Linked DNA regions of Homo sapiens: all the other regions are linked to region 1. The links are chromatin loops, found by intact Hi-C in ENCODE. Cell type or tissue: Calu3. All regions are shown on one strand. Links, peaks and the distances in the headings refer to the core of each region. The heading gives the core; the rest is flanking DNA.

Region 1 (3,751 bases), core at 741-3,240:
TTGTTTTTTAGCAGCTCTGGTTATTGAGGAGAACAGTTCTTCTCTTATTCTGACTATACTCTTTTTTTTTTTTTTTTTTTTTTTTTTGTGGGTAATCTGTCTTTTCTCTCTGCAAGCTTAAGATTTTTCTCTGTATCCTGGACCTTTTGAAGTCTTACTGCAACATCTCTAAGTTTGGACTTTTCTTTTTTGGTACTTCTTGTGACTGTTTCTAGTGCTCATGTCTTTTATTAATTCTGGAAAACTTAGCCATGATCTGTTCAAATATTGTATCTCTTCTGTCCTTTCCTTCTGGTATATATATGTATACATATAAACATATGGATATTTATATACTCATATGTATATAGTTTTATATCTCTTAACTCTGATTTATTTAAATATCTTTATCTCTTTACATTCTGTGAGATTTATTGTTTCTTCGTAAAATTAACTAATTTTCCCTTCAGCTGTGTGCAGTTTATTCTTTAGACCATGTGTTGAATTTTTTACTTCACGCTTTTCCATCTAAAAATTTCCAATTGGTTTTTTTCATAAGTATTGTTTTTTCTATAGCCCTACTTTTGTTTCACTGATGCTAATGCTCCTTTTCCTCTTAGAGAATTGTAAACATCATTATTTAAAGTCCATTTCAGATTGCTTAGTTATTTCTATTTCTTTGTATAGGTTTCCCTTCTATTGGGCTTATCAATTACCTTTACAGTGCTGATTTTCTTGTGTAAATTTATTTTTTAAGAGCCTATCTTGCATGGGAATTTTCTTGAATTCATTCTTCCCTGTATGGTAATTCAGCAGTTGCCTCAACTCCACCAGGTCTTGTGATAGTGTGGATAGAACAGCCTTCTGTTCAGAGGCTGGCAGTGAAGTTTTAACTCTGGCTTTATGCAGTGTACTTGGGTCATGTGTGGGGCAGGCTCAGGCCCTTTTCTGTATAAACACTGAAACCCAAAACCTACTGTTCATCTTTGGGCATAAACCGAGCATCCTTTAGTATTGTAGGTTTCCTTTTCTTTTATGGTCCATGAAAACTTTCTTGCTTTTGGACAGAGTTTCACTTTCATATATTTTAAAAATCATTATCCATTATTTCTCGCTTTTGAACAGGGGGCAATTTTGGCATGTACTTACACTGCCATTTTGGTCTGTTATTTTCGTGGGATTTAAAAATAAGTTTTATTTTCAATAAATATTTTTCACACAGGTAAACATGTTTTTACTAAATCTTCTTTATTAATTTAAGATATAATATTTCAAATTACACTTAACTGATATGGAAGAAATAATTGTGAACATTGGTACAAATTATGTATTTTGTCATCTTGTACTTCAAAGCTCCTTGGATTAAACATTAATGAAGAAGAATCAATAGAGAGAACAGAAATAAAGCGCATATTCAGTTGAAGTCTGAAGGAGTTTTTAAGACTCTAGAGAAGAGAAGGTGTAAAATACTAACTTTTGTTTTTTCAGCTGATTTATCAATGTGATTCACACATTTCTGAGGCCACAAACAGGATATATGGCATATGTTGGCCTAAGAAACAAAACAAAACAAAACTCTTCTTTTGTACTTTATTCGATAAATAGCTAAAGCCTACATATGGAATTTTTGTACTGATTCACTCAACAAACACATTGACTTTATATGAGTTGAACTTTATTTAGACATAATGAGAAGCCATTGGAATGTCTGAAATGTGAGGAGACATAATCAGAATTATGCTTTAGGATGTTTGTTTTGGCAAAGGTATGCAGGATGAATTACAAGAGAGAAAAACTGGCCGGGAGCTGTGTCTCATGCCTGTAATCCCAGCATTTTGGGATGCCGAGGCGGGTGGATCACCTGAGGTCAGGAGTTTGAGACCAGCCTGGCCAACATGGTAAAACTCCATCTCTACTAAAAATACCAGTAAAAGAAAAAAAATTAGCCGGGCCTGGTGGCAGGCACCTGTAATTCCAGCTACTTGGGAGGCTGAGGCGGGAGAATCACTTGAACCCAGGAGGCAGAGGTTGCAGTGAGCTGAGATCACACTACTGCACTCCAGCCTGGGCAACAGAGTAAGACTCCATCTCAAAAGAAAAAAAAAAGAAAAAGAAAAAGAGAAAAATTGAAGAATTAGAGAGCTAGTTAGTGGGCTATTGCAAAAGAAGCATTGGGAGTAAATGATAAGGACCTGAAGTAGGTTGTGGCAATAGGGATAGAAAGAACAATATAATAAGGTAAGAATAAGCAGGACTTGGTTGCTGATAGTAAGTGGGAAGCAAGGAGTCAAGAGAAGTCAAATATGAACTGTGGCATGGGGAGAATAATATTGCCATTAAAGAAATTACTAAATCAGACTGCTAGGATTAAGGAACTAAAGAGTCTGCTCATTTTAATGTGTTATGAATTTATAAACTCTTTTTCAGAAGGAATGGTAGCAATAAAGAGGGAAGAAATAGGGTAATAGTTTGAATGGATAGAAGGCTAAAATCTTTCTTAAAGTTTATGCATGCTTGGCTGTGTTTACTGAATATAATCTATTTTATGGGGGTCCCAAAGAAAATTTTTCTGTAGCCATCACAGCTACCTGTAAACATTTATTGTTCATTACCATATGTTTAGAAAATAGAATCAAGAAAGAGCCATTATTTTCTTTTTGATTTTCACATGATTTGGATTTTCCACTGAAGTTCAAGCAAAAGTCAACTTGGGATCTTGGGAATGAACTAAGACGTGGAAATGCTTAGGTCCAACCATGCTCTGAGGAAGGCTTTATGATGGAGATGGAATCAGATACTGAACGAAAGAATTTGAAGTCATTGCAGGGTTATCTCCAGCCAGAGGGGAAATGGCCAGTCAGGAAGAACAACTGGCACAAGGAGCCAGAGCAGTGGCTTGCCGATAACCCTTGGGAAGAGCAACCCTCTCTTTAAGGAAGTCACAGAATTAGCTTCCTGAAAAAACACATTAGTTTGACGATTCACTTGATCTCAAATGAGGTATGGATCATGGTGATTCTTAAAAAAAATGAGGCAGTTTTAGAAAACTTGAGGAAATCCCTCTTTTAGGTTACAAACACCACAAGGGTTTTAAAACAAAAGCTCTTAGCTAAGGGATAATAATTTCCATATGCACGTTTGGTTCTAACATGAGAATATGTTTCCAAAGACGGGTGTATTGTCTGTCTTCAAGGGAATCTTTAAGGCTTATAGAGGCAACTGGCTAGCCACTGAATTCCAGTGAACTCCTGATAGACTCTGCCCATCCCTAATATGTTTTCAATGGTGAGAAATTCTGCCACTGGCCACTGCAGAATTTTCTTTGCTTCCAATTTCCCCATAACAACAGGGCTTTTTCTTGTTTGAGGAGGCTCCCATATCCTAAATGCAGATCCAAGAGAAAAGCTTTGCATGTCCTCATTTGTTCTCCATATTTGTGACTTCTAGTTGGAGTCGACCCTTTTACTGGTAGGGTCGTTATGCTTACTATGTGTCAGGCACTGTTTTGAAGACTTTACAGGTATAGCTCATGAGATCCTCACATCAGTCTTATGACACAGCTCTATTATTATCTATTCTAAAAGAAGAGGAAAGGACAACCCCAACCTGCTGAAAGTTTTCAGCTAGTAAGCGGCCAGCCATCAATTAACATCACTGTGCCATGCTGCCTTCTGTAAGTACAATGTGACTAATGGCTTTGAAACTGAAGAGCTTTTGTGAGTGACTGGTTCATAGTTTTGATAGTGAGGCCAGTGTCCAAATTACCAGTATA
Region 2 (3,751 bases), core at 582-3,081, 150 kb after region 1:
AATATCTATCATATAGATATGCAATACTTTTTTATGTAGACAAAACTTTGATTTTTCCTTAATAATTAAATTATCCAGGTATTCATTGACAAAAATATGTTAAGATTTGATCTTTAGCCACAGTCCTTCAGAAGTTCTTCAGCAAAGGGATTGTCAGAATAAAGTGGGTACATCTATATTAAGAAACAAAAGATAATTTATATAAAAAAATCTTTTCATTAATGTGTTTTTCTAAATTTTTAAAATATAAACATTGTAAAGAATATAATGAATGAATAATTCTGGTGTTCAGGAATGTAAATCGGATTAGTTAGATGAGAAAATTATGAGATTTGGGGCAATTTTTAAGCTCTTTAGGTTATATGTGGGTTACTAGTACTATAATTTTATGAAACAACACTTTTTAACATTTAGTGTTCTTTATTGAGTAGCATGGGTGCTTCAGAGATGGCTTTGACCTGGATATTTTTATCCAGAAAACAAGAGATTTTTGTTTTATTATGAAAGACCCCCAGTAAATAAAATATTTCAGAGTCTTTCCACTTTAATTCTCTCTGTGGTAAATACACAGCCATAGACCTGTTATTACTTTACCATCCGATAGAGATATAACATGAGTCACATAAGTAATTGAAAATGTTGTAACAGCTGCATTTATAAAAAGTAAAAAAAAGGTATAATTTAAATAATATATCTAACCAGAGGATCCAAAATATTGTAATTTCTAAATGCAAAAACTAAATGACTGAAATACTGTACCTATTTTGTACTAAAATCTTTGAAATCTGGTATGTATTTCACACTTATAACACCTCATAATTTGGACTAGCCACATTTCAAGCACTTAGTAGCTGCATGTGGCTACTGGCTATTGTATTCTACATAGCCTTGGAAAATCTCGAAGACTCAATCTTTTACAGTGTGATTCAGCTCAATGTTAGTTATGACAGAGAAGGAAGCACTGAAAGCCACTGTGGAGCCATCTGGCCCAGCCTACTCATTTTATAAATGAGGACACTGAAGGTCAAGAAGGGTCAGTTACTTGCTCAAGGTCACCCAACTACTTTGGGGGTAGAGCTTAGACCAGGTTCCAAGTCTCTTCCTGAATTTTAATTTATTTTTAGTTCTGTTAAAATATGCTGCTTTTGTTGGCTGCTTATGTAAAGGTGTTGACATGTGAAGTGTAAGAGAATAACAAGCACAAAACCAACTAACAACCAAATAAACAAAATAGGGAATTGTTCAGATAGTCTTGAAACTTTGAATGTTGAAGGAATACCACTCAGGTAAAGGATTATTTGTTAAGATTCTTGCATAAACTGCATATCACTTCATTAGACTCTATCATATTTTTATAAATAAATATTGATATTATAAGTAGATATATTAATTGAATTGTAGCCATTATAAACAATTTATTTTGGTATCTCTCTCAGCCCCAAACAGGAAAATAATGGCAGGGCTTGCATTTCATTTTACATTGAGTTACTGGAGTTTTTAACTTGGATTGTTGTGATTGAAGCCTTGATAGGAAAATGACTGAGTCCCTGTCTCATATTCATTGGCCCACAGAGACTCAAAGAAGAAAAGATCGTTCATTCTTCTGCATTTTTCTTTCCTTAGACAATATCTGCAATTAAGCCCCACCTGACAGGGCTAGTAAAATGCTGCCGATTACAATTTATCTAGAAAGCATAGACGGGAAATATACAGGTCTTCTTTTACAGAATTGGCAGCTGATGGTTATTGAACCTGAGCTAACATTCCCAAATGAAATGAGGTGGGGCAATTTGAGTCATATGATAACAATGTTGTCATCCTGGAGAACAGTCTCGGTATGAATCAGCACAGTTCTGTGAAAATTAAACATGTGAACACCAAGCAAATGCCACAGAACCTCCTTCAGTTACAGGCATGCATACCTGTATCCATAGGAGGGCCCCCCACTAGAGCGTGAAGTGGCCCAATGTTCCTGGAGAAAGAGAGGGGCTGCTGTCACCGACTAGACGAGGTTTGTAATAGTATCGTCCTGTTTTCACTCTCCACAGTAGAAAATTTCTACTAGGCTAACAAGGCAGAGGGTAATGAGAAACATGCCAAGTTTAAAAAAAAGAAAAAGAGCAAGAAGGAGGGGTCTAACCTACGAACAGGAAACAAATGTGATCAATTACTCCAAGTGTGGAGCTCACAGATACCTTATCTTAGGGCTCCTTAAAATAAAAGCCTGATTGTTACCAAATGCGTCTAAGAAGTGAGGGAGAAAAACACTGGGGGAGGGGGGAAAGGGGAGGATGAGAGGGAGGGGAATGGGGGTGAACATGACTTTATATTGATGTAAAAAAATGCAGTTCCACTCTGGTTCTCAGTCTCCTGAAGTATTTAGAGAAGTGGTTAACAACCAATCATAGCCTTAACTGTGCAGGCAGTAAAACAACTCAATATTTGAAAAATAAAAGTACCCAAATATGACATGAGGGCAGGGGGAGGTAGACCGAAATAGTAATGTATCATGCTGCTGAAGATGCAGTCATTCTAAGGCATTTGTTCTGTTCTTCATAATTATTTGACTAAAATGTTTTAAAGACAGTCTGTTTTTTGAAATGATTGCAAATAAAAGGTCTATGGCAATAAATGTGTAGAAGTTATTAATCTTTTCTTTGACTCAGAATTGAAATATTCATTTTTACATTAGCTGTCTGGCAAGGAAGTCTACATATAAAATGTTTACTTCTCTTATGAAATAAATAATAATAGTAATTACAGTGTTAATACCACTCATCTTTAAAGGATTGCTTTGTAGTTCCTGAAGAAGAACGAGGTAGAATCCCATGAAAAGGTGTGAGTATATTCTACTCATCCTCAAATCAGGAGGGAAATCTCATAGTTAAGGCTATGAGTCAGGACCTCAGGGCTGGTGGATCTTGGCTACATATTCCCCAAATTTCCCATAAGTGCAATAGAATTAACACTATCCCTTTCTTGGAGATCCTGGGTCAGTAGGTGTTACAGGATTATGTTATGAGGTGTGACTATAAAGTAGTAAGATTGTTTTTCACACTCCACACCCAGAAACAGCCTCTTTTTACTTCAGTGAATAAAAACATACTAATTTTTCTAAGGGCATTCACCTCATCTGGTCCTTATGCACATGTGTGCACACACAGACAGAATCTGCAATATTCCCATCTTTCTCCACTCTCACATACACTACCACTGCTTTCTCAGGGAACATTGACAAATGCATATGGAATAGAGTTATTTCGGTTGCTAGAAATATTTTTTTTTAAGGCTCAGTGTCTTGCTGGGAAGATGCCCTGTAGATAAGCAGAGAAATAATCGCCCATTTTCAGAGGACTTTGTTAGAATGGTCTTGTCATCCTGTTCTGCCCATATTTTTCCAATTAAGTTCTAGCCTGTTGGAATCGAATGTCTTCATGGGATGGCAGACTGCTCAAGTAGGCTATTTTGCACATATTCTGTAGCATGCTTAGCAATGGGGCTTGTCAGTCAGTCAACACGTATTTATTGGGCGTTTATGTGGCGAACCAGACAAATCCATTCCCTGAGCTCTTGCTCTTATGTTCACAGAGGCCTGTCATCCACACAGAATTTCTAATAGAAATTTTCTTTTTCAAAGTGAACTCATCTACATTTGAATCAGAAGAAGGGAAGGTGAGAGTAATTGAATGCTTTTGTTATGGGTCATTTCAATTCATTTAAGGGTAGATAACTTCTCTTGTAGATATCTTTC
Region 3 (3,751 bases), core at 582-3,081, 200 kb after region 1:
GGGGTGTCTAATATTTGCTATGATATGCTCTTTGCATGCTTAAAGAATTAATGGTGACATATTCTGTATGATTAAAACAAACTTTGCACCATGTTTACGAGTATGAGAAGCATTGTAGGTCAGTTCTCAGGTTCATCTCAGGCAAAACACCTTTAAGTTTCAAAAGTGCCAAGTCTATTCCTGTTATTTATTTTCCTCACTCCTTTATTACTATAATTCCATTACTTCTTTGTGAATCAAGTCATGTTATGCTCCTTGTAACTGGCTCTGGGAAAAGCTGGTAAACAATCTTTAGGGGAACTAGGCGTGGATTTCAGTTGAAAACTCTGCCCATGTAGCTAATTCCTATTTGCTCAGAATGCCCTGAGTTTACTGATGGTCTACAAAGAACTTGTGTGGATGTAATCTTGCTGGCAAATCCACAATACAACATAATCATGGCTTCTTACAGAGCAAGTTTATTGCAGCTGTTGAGGGACCATAACTAAACCTTCCTTCTGCGTCCACCAGCCTGCCGCCAAGAATATTTCTTTGGCGTTCTTGCTCTTCTCACTCCCACTCACTCTGTTCTCACAGATCTGGGAGTGTTATAGGATGCCACTTGTCTGTCCTGCTGATTTTCTCATGTCCTGCCTGAAAACTTAACCTAAGATCATTGTTGTGAGTAAGAGGGCAATGACTTAGGAGTCCCATAGCTGGAGGGGGAAAGCAAGGGCCACTACAGACTGCTGGGGAGGCATCTATGTGGGTCTGGTCAAAAAAGTGACTTGAGAATGGTGAGGCTCAGGTTTCATTTCCCTTTTCACTCATCAGGTGTTTAAGTTACTGGAACCTATTCTTGAGTGCTAAAGGTGTTCTATCTGAACAGACTATGGTTGAATCAGGCCAGAGCAAGGTCAGTTGGTTCAACCAATATGTTACTGTTGTATGAGAGCTGAAAGGCCTGAAAAAGGAAAACAAACAAGCAAACAAACCATCAAACAAAACCTCACTTTCTTCCTCCACTTGTCCATGAATATACTTGTGATTGTAATACTTGTTTTTTATTCTCTTTGTGCAGTCATTTCTAAAGTTCTGTGAAAAGGTGTCTTTGCTTTGTTTTGTTTTGGTGGAGGTAGAGAGCAGCACGGGCAATGTCCCTGGTACAATTTACCCAGAAACTGAGTATTTATGTTGACTTTAAGGAGAAGAAGAAGAAATGAAGTTTTCCCCAGATATTTGAGGATAGGTAGGTAACATTGATGTTCAAACATAAAAAGAATTTGAGAGAATGCTACTAGTTTATTTTACCTTCTTGCAATGTTGTTTTAAAGGCATAATGGAAATGTTTTCTACAAGTACTATGCCCTACAATAAAGTAATTTAATTCATTTATAAAAATCTCAACTTTGAAATACTATATTGTATTTTGAAAGTGATATTGTACTTTTTAATGTTTTTTCATAATTATACATCATCATCTGAGACATTTCTGATACCACTTTATAATTTTAGAATAGCAGATTCAACTCAACCCTTTTAAAAATTTAGGTACATTGAAATTTGGGTATGCTGCCACCAGGTGGTGGCAAATCCTTCGAGTCACGTGTTATTGTAATTTAACTTTTTTTAACCCTTTTAAATAAAAGCAATAGGAAATCTTTCTTTAAACAATATCTTACTCAGAAACCCAATATATAAAATAGATAAAAGTCAACCTAGATCCTATGGTGAAAGTGGGACAGGAGGTTCAAAGCCAAAGGTCTGTGCTCATATCTTTCCTCTGATGATCTCTGAGGAACCTCAGGAAGACAGTTTGAAAATCCCCATCTCAATTATAATGCACATATTTTACGTAACATTAAGATAGAAAACATTTTTTTTTAAATAAAGAAAACTAAGCAATAGAAAAGATAATCTTCTAGAGCAGGAAGAAAGACCGAGAAAGCATTTATCAGAGCAAATGGAGGAAAAAGAGGGTGCTTGTGGATCCGGATCAAATGTGATGTGGTGAGTGAAGCAGGCATGGGCAAGAGCATGAATATAAGCCCAAACTGCTGAGAACTCTGTCCAAGCAGACCAAGCTCTGTTTGGGCACAGTCAGGACGTACTGGAGATTTTGGAAGAAGGACTGAGGCAGGAGGGTATGATTGTCCTGAGAGTCAATGATTGACTGAACTTCTTCAGATTTTTAGATTCATCATTGTCCAATAAGCTCCTTAGAGCTGGGGCTGGGATCCCAGAGTATAAGGTCATCAACTTAAAGGCTGATAAGCCTTGAGCTGTATTTGGTTGTTTGTTTGTTTTTCTAGTGGCTTCTCTCCCATGTGATGAGAGAGGACAGAACAGACTGCATAGCTGCCTGTTTACCCAGCTCCATACAATGGGGACATTTGAGCAGAGACCAGGCTACTGCTTCTGCCCCTCTTGAGTCTTGTCTTGGCTAACATTTTTACTTTGTTTGTGACCTTACGCCAGTGCCCTCCCAAATGATCAATACATTAGTTAAAAGCAATGTTTTTCTCTGTGTTTGGCTAACTTTCCCCTGAAAACACCTGCCTGTAGAAATTGCAAACTCTCCCAGAAACTATTTTCTAAAATGATTATTTTCTCTCAAAATATCTTAAAATACGGAACCTAATGCAAGCTTTGAACAGACATGTAGATAAGGCAAGTATAGTGATATAACTATTCTACATTACAGAAAACCAAGATCCTGGAAGGTTAAATGGAAATACAACAACTTAAAAAAAAACTCACTAATCAACTAACCAAAAAAAACCCATAAATAGTTAATGATAAACCAATAAAATCACTAGGGTGTCTTAAATCATATAGTTGTTCTAAGAAGTGTGTGTGTATAACCTACATGCAGTAATGAGTTTCTAGTTGACATGATAGAGCAAGGTTAGAAAGAGGAAATGTTAGAATTAGGCAAAATGATAGAAAATGCAAGAATGATTGGAAATAGCCCTGAGCCTCTCAGGCTGAGGTCTCCACCTGAGGACTGTGATCAGGTTATTTCAGTGACTCTCACCTGTTACTGGGGCTAGACACTGTAGATCACACTGGCTGGTAATCCCATAAAGTATCAAATCATTGATTCAATAAATATAAGCTGAATACCTACTATGTTCCAGGCACTATTCTGAAATCTAGACAAACTCCATACCCTCATGGACTTTTTAGTAGGGGCAAAGAAAATGAATAAATACAGAAACAAATAACTATATAATGTTTGGTAATAATAACTGCTATCAAGAAAAGTGAAGATGAGGAAGGGGATAAAGAGTAAAGGGGGAATTGTAGCACACAGAAGGTTTGGTACTTAGAGCAGGGGTCAGGTGTAGCCCCTCTGAGCAGGGACACTGGAACAGAAACCTGAAAGGAATAACAGTGAGCCATGGGGCTAGCTTCAGAAAAAGCATTTCAGCCTAAGAGAATAGCAAGGCCAAGGCGGCCGAAGAAGAAACCAACTTGATGTTTCAAAGAACCAGAAAGCCAAACACACGAGGCTAGTGCGAATGAATGAGAGAGGAGCAGTGAGGTCAGAGAGGAAGGGCCTCAAAGGCCATGGTGAGGAGTTTGGACTGAATGTGATGGGAAGCCAGGAGAAGACCCTGACGGCTGTGTGGTGAATAGACGGTGGGGTGAGCGTGAAACCATGAAGGTGAGTTAGGAACCTACTCTGGAATTCCAAGAGTCATGATGGTGGCTGGAACTAGCACTGCTCATGCCAGATAACTTTCTCTCAGACTCTCGGCATGCTCTG

What was found. Hi-C counts contacts between places; a loop is a spot of excess contacts. Peaks named below come from ENCODE experiments on the same cell type or tissue, not always from the same donor. Only the 100,000 strongest peaks of a DNase experiment are listed, where the experiment ranks them.
Region 2: it touches region 1 in a loop (2.3-fold over the local background); 3 of 110 quality-filtered maps call a loop at or near these places.
Region 3: it touches region 1 in a loop (3.0-fold over the local background); 4 of 110 quality-filtered maps call a loop at or near these places.

Annotation. Positions count from the first base shown.
Region 1 is chr3:169,495,683-169,499,433 of GRCh38, reverse strand. The region is part of intron 1 of MECOM (MDS1 and EVI1 complex locus); the gene reads left to right. Among named protein-coding and RNA genes, the nearest start is that of MECOM-AS1, 50 kb to the right of the region's middle. In Calu3, for the core only: no CTCF peak of the experiment used is centred there; DNase peaks (open chromatin) are centred at 903 and 1,813.
Region 2 is chr3:169,347,609-169,351,359 of GRCh38, reverse strand. All of the region lies in intron 2 of MECOM (MDS1 and EVI1 complex locus), which reads left to right. Among named protein-coding and RNA genes, the nearest start is that of MECOM-AS1, 98 kb to the left of the region's middle. In Calu3, for the core only: no CTCF peak of the experiment used is centred there; a DNase peak (open chromatin) is centred at 1,879.
Region 3 is chr3:169,293,138-169,296,888 of GRCh38, reverse strand. All of the region lies in intron 2 of MECOM (MDS1 and EVI1 complex locus), which reads left to right. Among named protein-coding and RNA genes, the nearest start is that of MECOM-AS1, 150 kb to the left of the region's middle. In Calu3, for the core only: a CTCF peak has its summit at 1,573 (motif pointing right); a DNase peak (open chromatin) is centred at 1,558.